Regions from separate parts of the Mus musculus genome. Here regions 1, 2, 4 and 5 are each linked to region 3. The links are chromatin loops, found by intact Hi-C in ENCODE. Cell type or tissue: left cerebral cortex. All regions are shown on one strand. Region 1 overlaps Stim1 (stromal interaction molecule 1). Region 2 overlaps Xntrpc (Xndc1-transient receptor potential cation channel, subfamily C, member 2 readthrough). Region 3 has its middle 9.8 kb from the start of Clpb. Region 4 overlaps Numa1 (nuclear mitotic apparatus protein 1). Region 5 holds the start of Rhog (ras homolog family member G).

Region 1 (4,000 bases), 760 kb before region 3:
GCAAGTGAGTACAGGACAAACAGGGCTACCTGGAGGAACCTTATCTCAAAAAAAAAAGAGAGAGAGAGAGAGAGAAGAAAGAAAGAAAAGAAAAGGAAAGAAAAGAAAAGAAAAGAAAAGAAAAGAAAAGAAGAAAGAGAAAAAGAAAAAAGGAAGGAAATAAAGAAAAGGAAAGGAAAGAAGAGAAAAGGAAAGGAAAGGAAAAAGAAAAGAAAAGAAAAGGAAAGGAAAGAAGAGAAAAGGAAAGGAAAGGAAAAAGAAAAGAAAAGAAAAGGAAAGGAAAGAAGAGAAAAGGAAAGGAAAGAAGAGAAGAGAAAAGGAAAGAAAAGAAAAGAAAAGAAAAGAAAAGAATAGAAAAGAAAAGAAGGGCTGGTGAGATGGCTCAGCAGTTAAGAGCACTGACTGCTCTTCCAAAGGTCCTGAGTTCAAATCCCGGAAACCACATGGTGGCTCACAACCATCCGTAACGAAATCTGATGCCCTCTTCTGGAGTGTCTGAAGACAGCTCTAGTGTACTTACATATAATAAATAAATAAATGAATAAACATGTTTTAAGAAAAGGAAAGGAAGAGAAGAGAAGAGAAGAGAAGAGAAGAGAAGAGAAGAGAAGAGAAGAGAAGAGAAGAGAAGAGAAGAGGAAAGAGAGCAGGCTGAGCAAGCCATGCAGAGCAAGCAGTAAGCAGTACCTGTTCATGGCCTCTGCATCAGCTCCCGCTGTCACTGCTTTTGATGATGAACAGTGAGTGGAAGTGTAAGCCAAATAGACCCTTTCCTCCCAAGTTTCAGTTAGCCACAGTGTTTTATCACAGCAATAGTAATGCTATCTAAGACAAGACCCAAGGGAAAGAGTTTACTAATTGCCCTGAGATGGGAAAGAACTAAGCTGTTGCCTGGTCTTTTTTTTTTTTTTTAAGATTTTTTTTTAATCATATGTGTGTACACTGTAGCTGTCTTCAGACACACCAGAAGAGGGCATCAGATTTTTGTTACAGATGTTTGTGAGCCACCATGTGGTTGCTGGGATTTGAACTCAGGACCTTTGGAAGAGCAGTCAGTGCTCTTAACCCCTGAGTCATCTCACCAGCCCTTGCCTGGTCTTCTTAAGTTAATAGGAACCATCAAGTTATCAGGAACTAGGACATGGGGATAATGGAAAGGAGAAGAGATTTAGAATGCTGGATTAGCCTGAGTGAGGTACTGGGTTTGGTCCAAATGAGGGGAAGGTGAGAAAGGAGAGGGTGGAAAGTCAGAGACGAGGATGGAAGGGGGATGTGAAAGGAAAAAGAAAAGGAAGAAGGAAGGAAGAGGCCAGTAAGGTAGCTCAGTGGTAAAGGTATTTGCTACCAAGCATAACTGAATGATATCAAGGCCGCATATGGTAGAATGAGAGAACAGACTCTGGTATGTTATCTTCTGACCTGTATACCCACACCATGGTTTATATTCACTTCCTCCAGCACGTGCACACACAGAGAGAGAGAGAGATAAATGTATGTAATAAAATATTTTTAAAAGAAAAAAGCTGGGCATGGTGGCGTACACCTTTAATTCCAGCATTCTGGAGTAGAGGTAGGTAAATCTCTGTGAGTTCCAGACCAGCTAGGGCTATACAATGAAACACCATTTAAAAGAAAGAAAGAAAGGAAAAGAAAAGAGAGATAGTGTTTAGAATTGAGGTAGAGAAAGGCCAGATGTGGTGGCATGTGCTTGTAGTCACTTAAGAGGTAGAGACATGAAGATCAATGAAGTTCAAGACGAACCTGGTCTATATCCAAGATCCAGGCTAGCCAGTGAGACATCACTATCATCACCAAAAGTAGTAAAAAGAAAGAGAAAATATAGACAATAGAATTAAAAGCCCCCTTGGGGATACTGTCTATTTAGTTAAAAAGAAAATATCAGGCGATGAATATCTGGTGATGAATAAACCCAACACTCAGAAGGTAGAGGCAGGAAGATGAATTCAGTCACCCTTGGCTAAAAATCAACAGAGAAAATGGATGACTAAAAGGCACATCAGACTTGTCTGTGGCCACGGCGCTGGTAAGAATAAACAGTGGGCTACCAGCAGTGCTGCAACACAAACAATTTTCTACCTACTGTGCCCTTGGAGAAGGAGTTGCTTTTCCTTAGAATGGACGCCAGATGGCGATACATGCACAGCTAACAAAAACATCAGAGGTGCCATTTCCCCCATCTCCAGTCTTGCTGATGTCTACTGTCCCATGACCCAACTGCAAGAAGCTGTACCACCAGAGAGTCAATTCTTCACTGAAATGCTGTTGCTTTCAATACAGTCTCTCCTGAAAAAGCCAGTATTACCACACCCTTCTATTACAGAAAAGTGGACCTACTATGTAGTAAAGACAGAGATCAATATATAATATTATGTGGAGAAATGAGTAAATAAATGTACAATTAAGCACTGTCCTGCTCAAAGCAACCAATCAATAAGGAAGAAAATTAAGCAGCCCGACTGAAATCTCATGACTGTGGCTCCAACACTTGTGTGACTAGGGACATTTCACCTGCTTCTTCATAGCAAGAAGGAAACAAAATTCTTTTTTTTTTTTTTTTTTTTTTAAGAGTCATTTCTTTTTTTTTTTTTTTTTTTAAAGATTTATTTATTTATTATATGTAAGTACACTGCAGCTGTCTTCAGACACTCCAGAAGAGGACATCAGATCTTGTTACAGATGGTTGTGAGCCACCATGTGGTTGCTGGGATTTGAACTCTGGACCTTTGGAAGAGCAGTCGGGTGCTCTTACCCACTGAGCCATCTCACCAGCCCGGAAACAAATCTTGCTTGACTCAAAGAATTATTTTGAAACCAGTGAAATCCTAGTTGTAATGTATATGCACTGTTACATTAACTCACACCAAAACTTCATGATAACAGTATCTTGCTGTGCATTTCTAGAGATATGAGGGACAAAGTGGCATGTGGCCTCTGTACTCTGTCAGAGAAGGGCTTGTGTGTGTATGCACAAGTCCTGGGGGGTGGGGGGTCTGTCTGTTGCTTGGTGCTACAGGGGTCATTAAGCTCAGGAGGATTAGGAGAGCAGGGAGGGCTGGAAGCTTAAGTTTTATCCCCAAACTTGGAATGCCTCTTGCTTAGATTCTTTTGTCTTTGGAATGAAAACAGTGCATGTTTTTCAGATAAATGAAGTATGGGAATTGTTTAGACAGCAGCAGTTAGCCCCTAGTTGGCAAAGGGCACAAAAGCAAAGTAACCATGAATCAGCTTAGAAATCAAACTGCTCTTGCTCTCTAAAAGCTCATAGAAATGAATCTGTTGAAGCTGCTGCTGCTGCTGCTGGAGAGTGTCAAAACTCAGAGCTCAGGGTTGGAGAAATGGCTCAGCAGCCCTCTTCTTCCAACATGTGGGTTCTGGAACTAAACTTAGCCTATCAGTTTGGCTGCACCTTTACTGGCTAAAGTACCTTCCAGGCAGACCTCTAAGTCCAGTTTTAAGTGGAGTTTGGCATATGTTAGGCATGTACTCTGTCAACTAATATCAACAATATTCTCAGCCCTTTTCGTTTTCTTTTTGAAACAGTCTTATGTAGCCCAGTCTCAAACACGTTAGTAGTCTAGAATAACCTTGTGCTCTTGATTCTTCTGCCTCCATCTCCAAAATGCTAGGATTACAGACATGTGGCACCATGACGGCTAGCTAGGTTTGTTAGGTTTCTTTGGGAGCCATGGGAAACAGTTAGCTGTATCCGTTTACATGAGAAAGGAAGCGATCAAGATGTAGGAGACCAAGCAGAATGATCTTAACGAGCCCCCTGCCAGGGAGGCTCTACACCTCTGGCAGCTATGCATTTCTCCCTTTCAGGCTTAGAGAGAAAAAGGTGGGGGGTTGTTTTGGTTGGTTTTAAATAAAATAGAATAAAAGTTCCTCTCAAGAGGAGTATCTACCCAGGGCAACTGAATTGGACACCAGGAAGCTAGGAACTCAAAACAGTTCTAAAAGGATGGTATAGCCTTTATGA
Region 2 (4,000 bases), 430 kb before region 3:
ATTAAAGGCGTATGCCATCATGCCTAGCAGTTTTTCAATTTTAAAACTGAGATTATACACATACCATAAATTAGCCTTCGGTCCTAGCACTCGGGAGGCAGAGGCAGGTGGATTTCTGAGTTTGAGGCCAGCCTGGTCTACAGAGTGAGTTCCAGGACAACCAGGGCTACACAGAGAAACCCTGTCTCAAGAAAAAGAAAAAAAAATTAGCCTTTGGAAACATGGATTAAAGCTGAGTAACTAAGTATTTCTAGGACGTTTTCTATCAACCCCCAGGAAACTCCAAATGCATGTCAGTCACTCCACATTCGTCTGTCTGTCCCCATAGACACCAGCAAACACTGATTTCAGGCTGGCCTGAAACTTGCTGTGTATCCCACTAGTCCAGCAGTCCTAGTTGTCAAATGTATAAGCTTCCTGAGTGCTAGGATTACAGGTCTAAGCTGTAAGATGTACATTGTGATCACATGCAGTGTGCGTGTGACCTGATCTTCTGATTCTGGCTCACTATGACCGGGGAAGGGCTTAGGAGAGCAGCGGGCTGGGGAGGACGGCTGCCTACCTCCTTGGCTCCTGCACTTTCCTCCTCTTCCTTCTGCCCACAGCCGTCTTCCTGTTTGGTTCTTCTGCTCTGGGCTCTGCGTTAGAAATGCTCGTTAATAATTTCTTGTCCCCCAGACATGATGGCTCGTGCCTGTAAGCCCAGCACTGGGAGCAGGTTTAAGGTCAACTGGGATGAGTGTTAAGACATTCTTTTGAAAGACAAAATCAAACAGTCTAGCTATTTCCTGAAGGCCTCCACACTTTAACTTTTCTTTCAAGATATTCTATCTTCTCTGTCTGCTCAATTTTTTTTTTTTTTTTTTTTTTTGCTCATTCAATAAGGAAATACTTTTTCCTGTAAGGTCTTTCCCTGGATTTTCTGACTGAAATCTTGATATTCTATGGTCTTTTCCTTCAAAGTACTTATAGATGAACTTTAGATTTCCTTGTTTGACACGGGCATTTCTTTACTAAGATATGAGCACTGTTATTTTATTAATTATAGCTATCTCTGGCTCCATATGAGGTTAGCACATAGCGATATTCATTAAATGCCTGTCAAGTGAGTGTTAACAAAACCCAATAGTCACTAATTACTTATTTGAAATTTCAGACACACTTGGTACGTACGGCACTGAATGTATTTCAAAGGGCTTACATAATCTCAGTACCTTATCAACAGTATACCCCCAAATCCCCGAATGCTTGGTTTCTTTTCAGTCTCCTCTTACAGCCTCTGAAATGACCCCCATTACCGACTGCCTGTTTGTACCGAGAGCTCCTCTGAGTGTAGGTGGTCTCTAGCAAATGGCACGGCATCTATGAGAAGGTTGCAGAACGCTAGGATGCACCTTTAATCCAGCACTTGAGAGGCAGAGGCTAGTAGGTCCCAGTGAGTTCTGGGCCAGCTAAGAGCTAAGTAGTGAGAGATCTTATCTTAAGGGGGTAAAAAAGCTGTGACTTCTGGTTGGCCCTGTCATTCCCTCGTGTTTGTCACCAATGAAATAGCCGCCACACTCTGAGATGCTGACACTCTGAGATGTTGACACTCTGAGATGCTGACATTCCTTTTCCTTTGTCACAGGGTCTTGTGTTCCTCAAGGTGGCCTGCAGCTCTGTCTGTAGCCGAGAATGATCTTGACTATTGACCTTCTGCTTCCTCCACTTCCCAAGAGTTGGGCTTGAGGAATTCACCACAGTTGTCTTTCTGAGATGATCACAGAATGCTAATACTGCACCGGGCTGAGCTATTATTTGGTTTAACCCTTTTCCTATAAACATGAGCAAAGAGAGGCAAAGACAAAGGTTCCTGGTTCCTAGGCCAGTATTCTTACAGCCATTATGTAGGATTTAATTTCTCTCTCCCCTGACAGTTTTCCCTTCACTTGAAGCCAGTGAGCTAGTCCAGTACGCTGCGGTAGAGTCGGGGAAGAAGGGCAGCCTCACCTGCACTCTCTGCACGGCTGGGACCTGGTTCTCCGTGGCTGTTGTTTGGGCTTACCACACTGGCTGGAGGGGCCTTACGGGCAGCAGAAAGCACCATGCGGGCTGCCCGCCCCAGAGGCCCTGGCTGCAACTGCTTCAACATACCCTTGAGCTCTGAAATTTCCTTGGTGCTCCTGCAGAGACGTAGTAACTGGTTTCACTCAGAATACAGACATTACTCTACTTACTTGAATGAAACATAGTTTGCCATTCTGACATGTTTAGACCTTAAGTGACTAACCAGGGGACCACGGGATGGGTTTTTGTGCCCATGAGCTATATGGCCTTGTCCTTGAGAAATATCAACAGCAGGTACATACGTCTGGGGATCGGGGAAGAATGTCCTCCGGATAGAAGGATTAGTCAGCCAGGGCCTAGGATCAGACTCCAGCACATCTGTAGAGTTCTGAGGAGAAAATGGAGAATACCCAGATTTACCAGCAGGGGACACTGCTGCCTAGGAACGAACATGATTGTATCTGCCGTGAGCAATCTATAACACTGTGATTTTTGTATGCTCAGGGTTTTGTCAGGATCAGAAGGGCTCTGGAACTAAAAGAATCCACACTATTGGGTAAAACCAGCCTACAGGGACTAATACACCTCTAATCCCAGCACTCGGGAGGCAGAGGCAGGCGGATTTCTGAGTTCGAGGTCAGCCTGGTCTACAAAGTGAGTTCCAGGACAGCCAGGGCTATACAGAGAAACCCTGTCTCGAAAAAAACAAAAAACAAAAAAAACCCCAAAACAAACAAACAAACAAAAACCATTATTCCACCTGGCACTGGCAGCTCAAATATCCAGAAATGGTCTCAGCCTGAACTCTAGTAGGATTTCTGGTGGTTGCTCAGGGGCTTGTAAAGCCAGTCCCCTCTACCAAAAGGAATTTCTCTCTCTCTCTCTCTCTCTCTCTCTCTCTCTCTCTCTCTCTCTCTCTCTCTCTCTCTCTCTCTTTCTGTTTTTTCGAGACAGGGTTTCTCTGTGTAGTCCTGACTGTCCTGGAACTCACTTTGTAGACCAGGCCGGCCTCGAACTCAGAAATCTGCCTGCCTCTGCTCTCTTTTTTATATCTACAAAAAAACCTTCCACTTAACCATACCATGGATCAGTCCATGTCATTAGTTCATACGCAGAAAATCTTATATTCTTTCTCTCTCTTTTCTTCAATCAAGTATCAGGTTCTAACTAGAAACTGAAAAGTTAGAACATACCTGGTTAAGCCCAGAGCTCCCAGGGGCTGAGGGATCTACTACAGGGTCAGCCAGAGAGCCCAGAGAGGAACGCACTCGTAGGAAGGCCAGGCCAAAGGACTGATGACGTGTGAAAGGTTGGGAGCAGGTCAATCGAAGTCGATCCCAGGACTCTCCTGAGGCTGGAGTCAGGAAATCACCTGAAGAAAAAACATCAGAGAAAAAGGAAGGGCTGGAGAGAGGGCTCAGTAGTTAAGAGCACTCGTTATTCTTGCAGAGGACCAGAGTTCAGTTCCTAGCACCCATGTCACATGGTTTACCTGTAATTCTAGTCCCGGGAATCCCACACTCTCTTCTGGCCTCCTCAGGTACAAGTACATATATCCACCCCCCCATCTACATAAATAGAACAATAGAAATAAATATTTACAAATGAGAGAGAGAGGGGGAGGGCGGGAGGAAAGCGGGCATGTGTCATCTCAGCACTTGGGAATAGAGGCAAGAGGCTAGCCTTGATTGCAAAGCAAGTTTCAGGTTTGCTTAGGCTACATGAGACCCTGGAGAGAGGGAGAAGGAGAGGGGAAGGTGTGTGTGTGTGTGTGTGTGTGTGTGTGTGTGTGTGTATGCAAGTGTGAGCTTGAGCAACAGAGAAGGAGGAGGCAGGGAGAACGTCCGCATCAGAAGAAAGGCAAGCCAAGTCAAGGCCAACACGCGGCAGATGCCAACCAGAGGAAGAATGGAGATCAGCGGTACACGTCCCTTCAGGCTGTGCTGCTCAGGGG
Region 3 (4,000 bases):
TATGGTATCTGTGAGCACAGGTGTACATGTGCCCTAGTGCTCATGTGGAGTTCAGACGAACCGGTTCTCTCTTACCACTTCCTGGGCTCTAGATATTGCTCTCAGGTTCTCAGGCCTGCACACGAGCTCATCTACCTGCTGAGCCACCTGACTGGCCTCAATATTTACACTTTCAATGCGAAACTCATTTTATTTTGAAAGACTTTGAATTTTATTTTTTATTACATATATGTATGTGGGTGTATGAAGCGAGGTCCAGGGGCTGGAAGAAGATATCAGATCCTCTGGAGATGACGGATACAGGCAGCTGTGACCCACCATGTACTGGGAATAGAATCTGGGTCCTCTGCAAGAGCAGCAAGTGCTCTTAACCCCTGAGCCACTGATCCATCTCTAGACCTTGGATGTGAAATGTATTGTATGAAATGAATGTATTTCAATGACACTATTTTAAAAAACCATAAAAATGTGACATAGTTCAATTTTCATATTGGGAAATATATATAATATATATTGTAGTGTTGTGGGGCATCCACCAGAGAAGACTGCTTGGACACGGCTGTAAACCAATATAAAGTCTCTGTTAGCCAACTGGCGACTACAATGGTGTTTAGGACCCCAGTATCACACTAAGCCTTTCTCAGGATGAGCTTTTTAGCACAAAAACAAAAAACAAAACAAAACAAAACCCAAACATATTCTGGGTTGACATACTTCAGATAATAAGAACAGTTAGCCAGAAGCAGAACTACAGAGGCCAACAGCAAGGTTAGCACATTCAACGACCTTTCCAGACCTTTGATGGAGTTCCAGGGTTCTGGCAGGTGGTGCTGTCTGCCTGCTGAGTTTCATGGCCTGAACTGTTCTTGCATCATTGGCATCCCTTGTGCAAGGTCTCGGGGACTCCGAAGGGCTGGAGGCCTGTTACAGCAGCTGCATGGCCTGTGTGTAAAAACACTCTCTATGTATAAAATAACTGTGTAACAAGCTTGTGAAGAAAAGGACACTCACTGGTGAGAGTGTAAAAGAAAGAAACTCGGTAGTAGGCTAAGACACCACAGCAAAACATTGGAATTTAAATTATAGCTGCACTAACACATCCATAAAATAAGGAATTAAAAAAATATATATTTCTTTTTGGTTTTCTTTCTTTCCTTCTTTCCTTTTCCCTTTCTTTTCCCTTTCCCTTCTTTCCTTCTTTCCTTCCTTCCTTCCTTCCTTCCTTCCTTCCTTCCTTCCTTCCTTTCTTTTGCCAAGACAAGTCTCACTATGTAACTCTGATTGTCCTAGAACTCATTATGTAGATCAGGCTGGCCTCCAACTCACAGAGACTCCCTGTCTCTGCCTCCCAGTGCTAGAGCTAGGACTAAAGTCACTGTGCCTAGTTTTTTTTTTTTAAACTTTCTTTTCTTTTTTTTTTAAGATTTATTTATTTATTATATGTAAGTACACTGTAGCTGTCTTCAGACACCTCAGAAGAGGGCATCAGATTTCATTACGGATGGTTGTGAGCCACCATGTGGTTGCTGGGATTTGAACTCGGGAACCTCTGGAAGAGCAGTCGGTGCTCTTAACCACTGAGCCATCTCTCCAGCCCTAGTTTTTTTTTTTTGTTGTTGTTGTTTTTTTGTTTTCCCCAAATATTCCTAATAATAAAATATTTAAAATAGCCTACTGTTTGATATTTATTCACAGGGAAATTGGTTTAAATACATCAAGATACAATGAAATGGACAGACAATGGGGGCTTCTTTTTTTAAATAGCATTTCTGTGTAGCCCAGACTGGCCTTGCACTGTCTACACATTTAAGGATGATGACCTTGAACTCCTGATGCTCCTGCGCCTACCTCCCAAATGTTAGGATTACACTATGGCGGATGAAAATAGTTGTCCTTGCAATGGGCACAGTGCCCCTGGGACATTAGGATGACATGCAGAGAAAAAGGAGAGTTTACTTGTTCCAGTGAACTTGAAATCGCTCTCTCTCTCCCCCCACCCTGTGTGTGTGTGTGTGTGTGTGTGTGTGTGTGCGCGCGCACATACACACGCACGCGCTCGCACATGTGTATTATATAAGCTCTCTAACCAAATGAGGGAAAATGCTTTCAGTAACATCCAAACTGGCAATCAGTATTTTCTTTGTGTAGAAACACTGACATCTTGTGGACTTCTGTGTTAATACAGCTGGATACCTCTAAAATCAGAATTTTGTCCATTCCACTCTGTTCCATGCCTCTCAGTAAATATGTGCTGAGTATCCATCTTAGACTTTTGCCAACATTTAAAGCTTACACTGTTTTTTCAGGGTGTGATGGCACATGTCTTTAATCCCAGCACTCTGGAAGCAGAGTCAAGGTGATCACTGTGAGTTTGAGGGCAGCCTGGTCTTCATAGTGAATTCCGAGACAGCCAAGACTATGTAGAAAAGCCTTGTCTCAAACCAACCAACCAAACAACCAAACAACCAACCAACCAAACAAACAAACAAACAAAACTTACAAACTTTGGATAATATTTATCCTCATTTATGGAGCCCCAGAGAGCATGTAAAAACTGAAGCTATGTCATGAATAAGATAGGAGAGCTTTGCTGCAATCACCAGACAACACTGATACAGTGTTGAGTCGCCATGGAGACAGCTCAGCTTTCTCTGGGAGACCATGGAGGCTGAGTGTCAGGGAAGGCCTCCAGGAAGGAAGTATTTACTATCCGTTCTGTTCCTCTAGAGAACCCCCAGTGTTCCTTGAACCCCAAGTGTGAAGTAGATAGGCTATAGGGTAAGAAAATAGCTCAGCCCAGCAGGTCAGGCAGGTTATTAGGTTCTCTAAGCAATTTCCCAGTTACGGACTTTAGGCATTGAAGCCAAGGCTAAATTTGAACCCAGTGCTTCCTCTTATTCTGACCATGAACATCTTGCTCTGTTCTCTGGCCTGTGCCTGCTGCTCAACACATCACACACAAGAGAGAAGGCTCAGCAAATCAAAGCACTTTCCTATTCAATCTTCAAAGCCTTGATAGAAGAAAAGAATTGATTCTTGACAGTTGACCTCTGACCTCCACATGTGTGTTGTGACATGATATCCCTATCTCTATTCTCCCTCTGTGTGTGTGTGTGTGTGTGTGTGTGTGTCTGTCTCTCTGTCTCTGTCTCTGTCTGTCATACACATATACTACTACTACTACTAAATACTTTTTAAAAATAAGCAAGGGGGAGAGGGAATTTGTTTCTTCTGATGTTTTTAAAGGACTCAGTCCTTGGTCACTTGGACTATGTACTTGGGCAGAAACATGACAGTAGCAGGAGTGTGTGAGGGCAGACAAGAAGTAGAGAAATGGGACTAGAGGAACAGATCAGGGCCTGCCTCTAATCACCTACCTCCTCTAAGTAGGGCTCTGCCTCTTGGCTTCCACCAACTCCCAGTGACACCATCGTATTACAGCTCCATCAAGGGGCTAATCCCTTCATTAGGTCAGAGTCTTCACAATCTAATCGATTTTGAAAATACCATCATCAATGACATCCCCTGATGATTTACTAATCAAGCCACAAAGCCCAATCTTGTTGGTAAATATCACAGGCTTCAGCCTCTGGGCAGGGAAGAGGAAGCAAGATTGGGCAAGGGAAGACAATGAATGGTGAAGCAGACTTAGCCCACCCAGAGCTGTAAGAGTGGCCCAGGTCAGACTGAAATGATGTAGTCTTTGGATGCCCTGCCTGCTCAGTTACTCACTGAAAACGCCGGCATTTATTTTGTCCCTGGACTACACTCTGACTGTGGGTAGCAAGTCCTTGGTCAGGAGAACCTGTTAGCATAGTACCACAACTACCAAAACCCTGCGCACTGGTCCTTTATTGATCAATTTTCTAGTACACTCTGAGCTGGCTACTGTTGGGTTCTGGGAGATTGGAGCAGACACAGCGTTGGTGAAACACAAGATCTTGCTTTCCAGATTAGTGTAGAGTAGAGTGTTGCGTTCAGAGGATAGTGAGAGGTCCTA
Region 4 (4,000 bases), 350 kb before region 3:
TCTGCTCGAGCTCCTCCCGGAAGCGCTTCTCGGCAGCCGCTTGCTCAGCTTGCAGCTGCTGACAAAGGTGCTTGGCAGGCAGCAGCTCACTTACCAGGGCCTGTGTGCTGGTGTGCTCCAGCTGCAGGGCAGAGAGAGCTTGCTCCTTCTGGAAAAACTTCTCCTGCCAGGCCTTCAATTCTTGGCCCAACTCCTCAGCTCGCTCTGCTTGTGAGGCCAACTCCTGCCGCGAGTTCTCTGAAACTACACGCTGTTTCTCCACCTCTTCCCGGAGGCTCTGGACCTCCTCTCGTAGAGCTGAGCTGCGTTCTGCTGCCCTGGCACTATTGCTGGCTGTTTCTACTTGAAGCAGGCGCAGCCTCTCTTCCAGCTTCTGGCTCTTCTCGGATTCAGCTACAACCAGGCGCTTCAACTCCTTGCTCTCCCCTTCCTTCTCTAGGACTTGGCGATTCAGGATGGATACCTCCTCTTCCAAGCTGCTGATAAGACTGCTTTTTCTTTCAGCCTCCTGCTGGCCCCGGGCTACCTGGGCCTTCCACTCTTCCTCAGCTTTGCTATGGTCCTGGGCTTTAGCACGGAGGGCTTGCAACTCTCTCTGAGCTGAAGCTGAGGCAGCCTGATTATGCCCTAGCTCTCGAGCCTTCTCTTCTAACTGGCCCTGCAGTGTCTCCAGGGCTTTGTCTTGCTCGGCCCGGCAAGCCCGCTCAGACTTGAGGCTGTGTGTCAGGCCTTCCACCTGTTGCTGCTGCTGCTGACACTGCTGCTCTAGCTTACTGATCTCTGCCCGAAGTGCCTGCAACTCAGGGCCTGGTGCATCTGTCTTTCCAGCTGTCTCCGACTGGGTTCCTGGGCCAGAAGCATCTTCTCCACTGGCACCCCCTGCAGGGTGCTCTTTTTCTTTCTTCACTAACTGTATTTTCAGCTGTTCCAAAGTCTGTTGAAGCTCCTTCAGCTCTGTTCTTTGAGCTGCCTCCTGCCCTCGAAGTTTGGCAAGCTCTTGGTCTGTCCCTTCCTTTTCTGTCAGGGCATGGGCCAGTGCTTCCTGTAGGGCAGCAAACTCCACACGCTGCTCATTGAGGGTGTTCTGCAGTCGCATCTCCAGCTCTGCCTTGGCTGCCTTCTCCTGAGCCAGGTCAGCCTGGGCCTGGCCCCGCTCCTGGGTCAGCCGTGCTACCTCCCTCTCCTGTTGCCCACGCTCCTCTTGCTGCTGGCCCTGGCTCTTGATCAGTGCTGCCCGCAGCCTCTCCAGTTCACCGCCCATCTGCTCAGCTTCACGCTCCATAGCTTTTACTGCTGCGTGTGTACTAGAGAATGGCCGTCCCTGCTGTTCTCCTAGCTGGTCAGACGCTCTGTTTGCAGCTCTCGGGGGCTCTTTGAGCAGCTCAAGTGAGGCTGTTTCCTGCTGCTCACCTGCCTTGAGCACCAAGGTCTTCAGACAGGCCACCTCCTTGTTAGTGGCAGCCATCTTCTCCTGCAGAGCTGAGAGATCATCTACCAGCTTCTGTGCTCTCACTTCCTTCTCCTGGACCTGCTGGATGGCTTTGGCCAGACTGGCATGAAGCTGGGCTAGCTGACTCTGCTGCTGGCCTGGCTGGCCTTCACTGTGGATCTCTACTGCCTCCTCCTGGACCTCTTGGCCAGTCTTCTCCCCTTTCAAAGCCATCAGCTGTTCCTGGAACATGGCACCGTACCTTGCCTCCTCTTGCTGTCTAGCTTCAAACCGCTTCTGCCGGCTCTCAACCTCTCTGATGAGCCGCTCACACTCACTCTCAGCTCTGTGCTGGGAAGCTGTGGCCTCTGCCAGCTCATGCCGCAAGGCTTCAGTCTCAGCCTGATGAGCCTCTTCAAGCTGCTGTATCCGGGCCTCCAGCCCCTTTCGCCCAGCCTTCTCTTGCTCTAACTCCTTCTGTTCCCGCTCCCGCTGCTCCATCAGGCTTCGAGACTCTGCCTCCATCTCAGTGGCACGGCACTGCTGCTCCTTCAGGGCATCTGCAGCCCTGCGTTTCTCTTCTTCAAGGCTGCCTTTGGTAATCTTCAAAGACTCCTCAAGGGCCCGGAGCTGCTCCTGGAGCTGGGCCTTCTCCTGAACCACCTTTTCTCGCTCAGTTGTTTTTTGCTGCTCAGCTTTCAGCTGGGCTTCTAGCTCTGTCACACGAGCTTGAACCTGACGCTGTTCCTGGTGGGAAGCTTCAATGCAGGCATGAAGCTCTCCTATCTTTTGGCTCAGCTCTGCCTTTTCCTGCTGAGCCTGTGTGACCGAGGTCTGCGCATTGTCCCTAGCATCATTGGCAGCCTGAAGTTGCTGCTGCAGACTCTCTAGCTTGGCATCCTTCTCCTTCTCCACTGTTTCTAGCTGCTGGCGAGCAGTATCCCGTTCCCTTAGAGAGGCCTCTCGAGCCTCAGCAACGATGGCCAGTTGCTGGGCGTGATCCTGTCTGGTTGCCTCCTGCTCCTTGGCTGCCTCTTCTAATTGCTGCTCCTTCAGCTTCAGGCTGCTGCTCAGCTGCTCCACCTGCTGGCGGAGGCCCTGGGCAGCCTGTTCTTGCTCTTGCATGGTCTGTAGCATCTGAGCCTGTTCCTTTTTGGCCTGTTCTTTCAGACTGGCCAGCTCTTGATCTCGCTGCTGCAGGGTGGCATTGAGCCCTGTCATAGAGGTCAACTGGGCAGTGAGCTGAGCCCCTTGGGCCTGGGAGGCTTGCTCTAACTCCTCTTTGGCCTGGCTGAGGTTAGAGACGGAGCTCTGAAGGTCAGCAATCAAGCTGGCCAGCTGCTGCTTTTCGTCTTCAAAGCGGCTCCGTTCAGCAAGCAGCTGGGCTTCCTGCTTGCCACGTTCACACTCCAGTGTCTCTACGCGGGTTTGGAGCTGGGTGTTGTCTGTGGCAAGTTTGGCTGCCTCTTGCTTTAGAGTGTCCAGCTGTTGGGATAAAGAGACAAAATGGGGATCAACCCTATCAGAGAACACCAAGAATCAACCCTATCAGATGGCCTTACTGTCTGTCTGTCTGTATTTTCCTACCTGCAAGGCGTCTCCTAGCACCTCACCCTTCTCCGGGGCTGGGCTCTCCTGCAGCCGAGTTGCTTGATCTTCCAGCTGGGAAAGCTTTCCCTGAAGAATTTCATTCTTCTCTTCAAGACATTTCTTGGAGTAAGCAAGAGACCCGTGTAAACAGACACGAAGAACAGTCACCAGAGACTCAATTATCTTGTCCCCTAGATTTTCCTTTGCCCTGGCTCAGAAGAAAATTCTCAGAAACCATGGGTCTGAGCTGGGAGTAAGGGCTCCCCAAAACTCAAGAAACTGAGACTTGAAAATGAAGAGTTCAAAAACCAACCTGTGCTCACCAGACCCTGCATGCATATCAACAGAAACCACAGGTCTGGACTTTTTGAGAACTTGACTTTCTACTCCCAATTACATTCATAAATTTAAGTCAAAATATACAAAGCCTACATACCATGTAGCCTTCCTCAGACAAACCTTGACTCAGATACTACCCAAATGCTTAAAAAACAACCCCAGGCATCAAGCCAGCCTAGCCTCATCTGCCCCAGCCTGACATCAACTCCCCCTCAACTGTGGGCACAAAGTAACATGCTCTTTAATCCCAGCACTTGGGAGGCAGAGGCAGGCGAATTTCTGAGTTCGAGGCCAGCCTGGTCTACAGAGGGAGTTCCAGGACAGCCAGGGCTACACAGAGAAACCCTGTCTCGAAAAACCAAAAAACAAAAAAAACAAAACAAAAAAACAAAAAAACCACTCATGATTCCAGACTCTAAGTGATAGGCCCAAGAGCTACTAGGTTAGGAAGTAGCAGAGCTGGGCTCTTAGTAACAACGGTAATGCAGATTGGGCACCCCAAGTCTGAAATCTGGAATCCAACAATCCCAAACCCAAAACCTTTTGAGCTCCAAACAAGATACCAAGAAGAGTCTTAAAATTTTAACAAATAATTGTGGCAGAATCTTACAACTCTGGCACACAGGAGAAAAAGAGTAGAGA
Region 5 (4,000 bases), 600 kb before region 3:
ACAAAAAACAAAAACAAATAAACAACTTCCCTATGTTCTGTTATTTCTAAATATCCAGGTTCTGTGGGTACCTCAGTTGTCTGTAAACTTATGACATATACCACTTACACAAACTCACCTGGTTAGGAAAGCTCATGAAAGACTAAGAAAAAGACTATGGCATGAACTTTCTTCAGTTTAGATTCTCCTCCTCTAAGAAGTCTTTCCATATGGCTCCACCTTTCTGCCTATCCTGTCTATCCTGCCTTATTGACCCTTCTCACATCTGTGACTCCAAAGTGGCTCCAAATCATCTGGATGCCGATGACCGTACACATATTAGTGATTTATTGAAGCAATTTCATTCCACAGATGTTTACTGAACACAAATGTGTGCTCAGACCTGCCTGTGCCAGGCCCAGTGGGTGGACACAGAGATGAATCAGATTCAACCTCAAAGGACTTAGCAGTTGGTAGAGGAGACAGACATTAGACACAGATACAATTTACTAGATCTCAAAACAGGATGACCTAAGTGATATTAAGGAACTATGAGCAATATGCTACATGCATAAACTTCAATTACTTAATTATTATTCTCAAGAGTGCATCACAGAAGGTCAGAGCCAAAGGGTATCATCTGCTCCAACCCCTTGTTTTCCAGTGGGGGAAGCTGAGACTCAGAAATGGGTAAGGTCGTGGCCTAAGATTGTTCTAGTCTGACTGGCAGAGTCCAGAGTTCAGGGTCTTCTGAAACTTAGTCCTAGGATTTTTAACTCCTCCACTGGATGCTTCAGATCGAATAGTTCTATATTCCATCAGACAGATATCTGAGAAAGTTCTCCCTCCTGGACAAAGGTGAGGCAAACCCAAGGCATTCAGAGCTCAGGAGACAGAGTGTGATCCCAGGTTGCCAACCCAGTCTTTCAATCTATTTTTACCCCATGTTCTTTCCACCCTGTTCCTACCACGATGCCCCTCAATTGATTCTCAAACAAACATGCTATTGCTTGTGGTGTTGGGGTACAGGCCTAAACACATGATAAGCAAGCATGCTATCTATCACTGAGCCTAATTTTCAATTTTTTTTCAGGTTTTTCTTTTTTTTGTTTGGGCTTTTGTTTGTTTGTTTGCTTGTTTTTTGTTTTTTTGTTTGTTTGTTTGTTTTGTTTTTTTTAGACCAGGTTTCTTTGTGTAGCCTTGGCTGTCCTGGAATGTAGACCAGGCTGGCCTTGAACTCGGGAACTTTTTATTTATTAAGGTAGGTAAGGTCTTATATAGTCCAGGCTGGCCTCGAACTTCTGAACCTCCTGCCTCCACCTCTGGAATGCTGAGATTACAAACGTGCTACCACACCTGGCTTGGAACGTATTTTTAATAGCTTCATTGAAGTCACTTGAATCTGATCCTGTTATTTTGGGGATTTACAAACCTCACTTAAGGACCCTGTTATTTTTGGGACTCACAAACCTCTTCCCATTAAATACCAAACACTAGTTCTGCCCTCCCAAATTTCCCCTAGCCCCTCCAATTTATTCTCTTCCCATTGGGAGGAATTTGCCTAAGGGCCAAAGAAGAAGTAAGGGGTCCACAAACTGCCTGTGCGATGAGAACAGGCTTCTGGAATCTGAGAACACTCGTTTAGTCAGTCACTGACCAGCCTGAGTTTGATTGTCCTAACTTGACTTTCTATACAGTACCACAGCACGGATACCTATTCTGTAATCTTCACATCCTCTGGGTGGAGAAATTTTTTTTGTTGATTTTACCAAAACAAAACAAAACAAAAAACTGATACTTGGAAACATTAAACTACCTGTCAGACCTGATCCACTTTATTTGGAGGTCCTCTGTAAGACGGGGTGTTTATCTTGTGTTGTTTTCACTGTACCTTGCGGAGCTCTGCACGTGGTAGAGCACCCAGAAAGTTGTTAAAAGAATCAAGACTGTGGATTCTCCAGGAAAACTGCGCCCAAGGCCTGGGTTAGAAGCACCAGAGGGCGCCCTCGAGGCCGTCCACTCGCCGGTCTCCAGGGCCCAAGCCGGACCTCAGGCCTGGGCGCGGTCCTACCGCTCCAAACAGCCGCGCGCCAGGGCGAGATCAGGGAACAAGAAGAGCCCCACGTCTTCCCACGCCCCGCCCCCTCCCCAGGGCCCCGCGGAGCTGCGAGGTGCGGAACCACGACACGACATCCTGTTTTGGGGGCCCGCGCGGCTCCGCCTGCATCTCTGCTGATCACGTCTTTTCCCGGGGTGCTGACGGCAGCTGCCCTCCCCCCACCTCTGTCTCCCCACCCTCCCCAGGGGTCTGGGACCTTCCCACTGCTGAATCACCACCACCCAGCATTCTCCCAAGGCTCAGGGCAGGGGTGGGGACTGCCCCAGCCTGACCCATTCCGGCTAACCCCTAGCCAGCCGCGGCTACCTCTAGATTCCCGGGCTGAGCGGAAGGCATTTCTCAGCCTTCCCGCGGAGGCTGCGGGGCGGGGAGTGAGATACTAGGAAGAGAACAAATGCCCAGCGCCTAGCTTAGGGCCCCTGCTGGGGGGTGGGGGGGAGATGCCAAGTGAAAGCGGGGAGACCTGACCTTGAGAGGCCAGACTCAAGGGGTCTCAGGGCTCACGGGGCGAAGAGTGGAGAGAAGCAGGGTGTGCGGGACTGTGCGGAGGGCAAAGCTTGCAGAAAACCCGAGGCTGGAGGGTGGGGGAGGCCTCCGACTTCCTAGTCCGCCCCGCCCCGGCCGGCCCGCCCCCGCGCCCCGCCCCGGCCCTGCCGGCCCGGCCCCCACCCCCCCACTTCCTCCGGCCTCCAGTTCTCACTTCCTTCTTGAGCCCAGAGCCGCCGCCGCCGCCCCCAGCTCCCCCGCCGCGGGGAGGGCACCAGGTGAGGCCCGGGTCGAGCCCGTCGGGCAGGGGTCCTGGGAAGAGGAGTTCAAGCTGGCCCGGACTGGGTACCCGGGAGCCGGGAAGTTTGCAGGAGGGAGGCCGAGGGCGGGAGGTTTTCGTTCACTGCAAGTTGGGCGGGCGCGGCAGGCCGGGCGGGGACAGCGGCCACCGCGACCCGATCGCTGGTGGCCGGGTTGAGGGTGGGATCCGAGGGACAGCGCGAGCTCCTGCTGTCCGCGAGGGACCACTGAGATCCGAACCGTGAGAGGCTCGGAAGTGGGAAAGCGCTGAGCTGTGAGGCTGGGACTCTGCGGTGGGGTGCCCTCAGAAGTTGTGGGGCTGTTCAGTAGTGTGTGAAAGGAAAGGGCCTCTGGGCTGCAGAAGGCGCGCTCTCTGCTCTGCAGTTGTGACATTTGTGAGGCTGGGGTTGGGGGTGGGGGGCGGTGTCTGAGGCCTCTGAAGTCTCACCCGGGAAGGTCGGAGCCAGTCCATAGCTGCTACACTGTTGCTGCTGAGGACTCGGTGGGGGAATCCCCATTCCCTCTCTGTATTTTTCTGAGCCAACCTCTTTATTCCTGTCCCATACAACAGCGGGTATTTAGTGAACACGTCTGTTGTGTCTATCAGACTCAATCTGGCCTTTTTTATTTTGAGGATAAACTGAGGAAGGAAAGGGCCACTATACCGATAGTCACTGACAACTTCCATGACTTTGAGAGGCAGCTGGAGTACTGGCTTTCGGTAATGATTGAGAGCTCTTAACGTCTTCTCCCTCACCTGAACTCCCCATACTGTCTTCCACATTCGCCATAGTGTCGACCACATTCGCCTCCTTCCGGCTCTTCCCCCAACCACATAGATGTACCCAGGCCCTGATCTCGCATTTACCCTGCCCTGCCTGTTGTTCAGCCTCTGACTACCACACACATATCTCCCCATTTTGTTTCTATCTTCCCTGCCGCCCTCAGTCCGTCTCCTTCCCTTGGTCTGTAATCTAGCTTTGGTGTCAGAAACTGCTTTAAACTTGCTGAGTTTGAGAGCCTTTTTCAAACGTCTTTAGCTTAGAGATGCTGGCTGCAACCTCCCGATGATGGAGATGATTAAACATGTGCACACGCCCGTGAACATGCAAGTTT

The links. Peaks named below come from ENCODE experiments on the same cell type or tissue, not always from the same donor. Only the 100,000 strongest peaks of a DNase experiment are listed, where the experiment ranks them.
Region 1: a loop joins it to region 3, with 6 times the contacts of the local background. A loop is called at or near these places in 5 of 42 quality-filtered maps.
Region 2: a loop joins it to region 3, with 5 times the contacts of the local background. A loop is called at or near these places in 27 of 42 quality-filtered maps.
Region 4: it touches region 3 in a loop (4-fold over the local background); 3 of 42 quality-filtered maps call a loop at or near these places.
Region 5: a loop joins it to region 3, with 22 times the contacts of the local background. A loop is called at or near these places in 9 of 42 quality-filtered maps.

Annotation. Positions count from the first base shown.
Region 1 is chr7:102,415,783-102,419,782 of GRCm38, reverse strand. The region is part of intron 6 of Stim1 (stromal interaction molecule 1); the gene reads right to left. Among named protein-coding and RNA genes, the nearest start is that of Rrm1, 24 kb to the left of the region's middle. In left cerebral cortex, a CTCF peak has its summit at 2,138 (motif pointing right); a DNase peak (open chromatin) is centred at 2,152.
Region 2 is chr7:102,077,167-102,081,166 of GRCm38, reverse strand. It overlaps Xntrpc (Xndc1-transient receptor potential cation channel, subfamily C, member 2 readthrough), which reads right to left. Exons shown (of 22, transcript NR_104582.1): 5 at 3,240-3,418; 6 at 2,349-2,434; 7 at 1,990-2,162; 8 at 563-638. It overlaps Xndc1 (Xrcc1 N-terminal domain containing 1), which reads right to left. Exons shown (of 11, transcript NM_001286689.1): 6 at 3,240-3,418; 7 at 2,349-2,434; 8 at 1,990-2,162; 9 at 563-638. Among named protein-coding and RNA genes, the nearest start is that of Trpc2, 3.9 kb to the left of the region's middle. In left cerebral cortex, a CTCF peak has its summit at 2,475 (motif pointing right); a DNase peak (open chromatin) is centred at 2,460.
Region 3 is chr7:101,651,981-101,655,980 of GRCm38, reverse strand. No RefSeq gene overlaps it. Among named protein-coding and RNA genes, the nearest start is that of Clpb, 9.8 kb to the left of the region's middle. In left cerebral cortex, a CTCF peak has its summit at 2,164 (motif pointing left); a DNase peak (open chromatin) is centred at 2,081; H3K4me3 peaks cover 453 bases; H3K27ac peaks cover 352 bases.
Region 4 is chr7:101,997,214-102,001,213 of GRCm38, reverse strand. Numa1 (nuclear mitotic apparatus protein 1) reads right to left here. Exons shown (of 25, transcript NM_133947.3): 13 at 3,017-3,139; 14 at 1-2,914. Among named protein-coding and RNA genes, the nearest start is that of Gm39061, 7.8 kb to the right of the region's middle. In left cerebral cortex, CTCF peaks have their summits at 930, 1,615 (motif pointing left) and 2,518 (motif pointing left); DNase peaks (open chromatin) are centred at 32 and 2,507; H3K27ac peaks cover 2,491 bases.
Region 5 is chr7:102,248,907-102,252,906 of GRCm38, reverse strand. It overlaps Rhog (ras homolog family member G), which reads left to right and starts at 2,789. Exons shown (of 2, transcript NM_019566.3): 1 at 2,789-2,862. In left cerebral cortex, a CTCF peak has its summit at 1,971 (motif pointing right); DNase peaks (open chromatin) are centred at 2,082, 2,820 and 3,282; H3K4me3 peaks cover 2,344 bases; H3K27ac peaks cover 1,966 bases.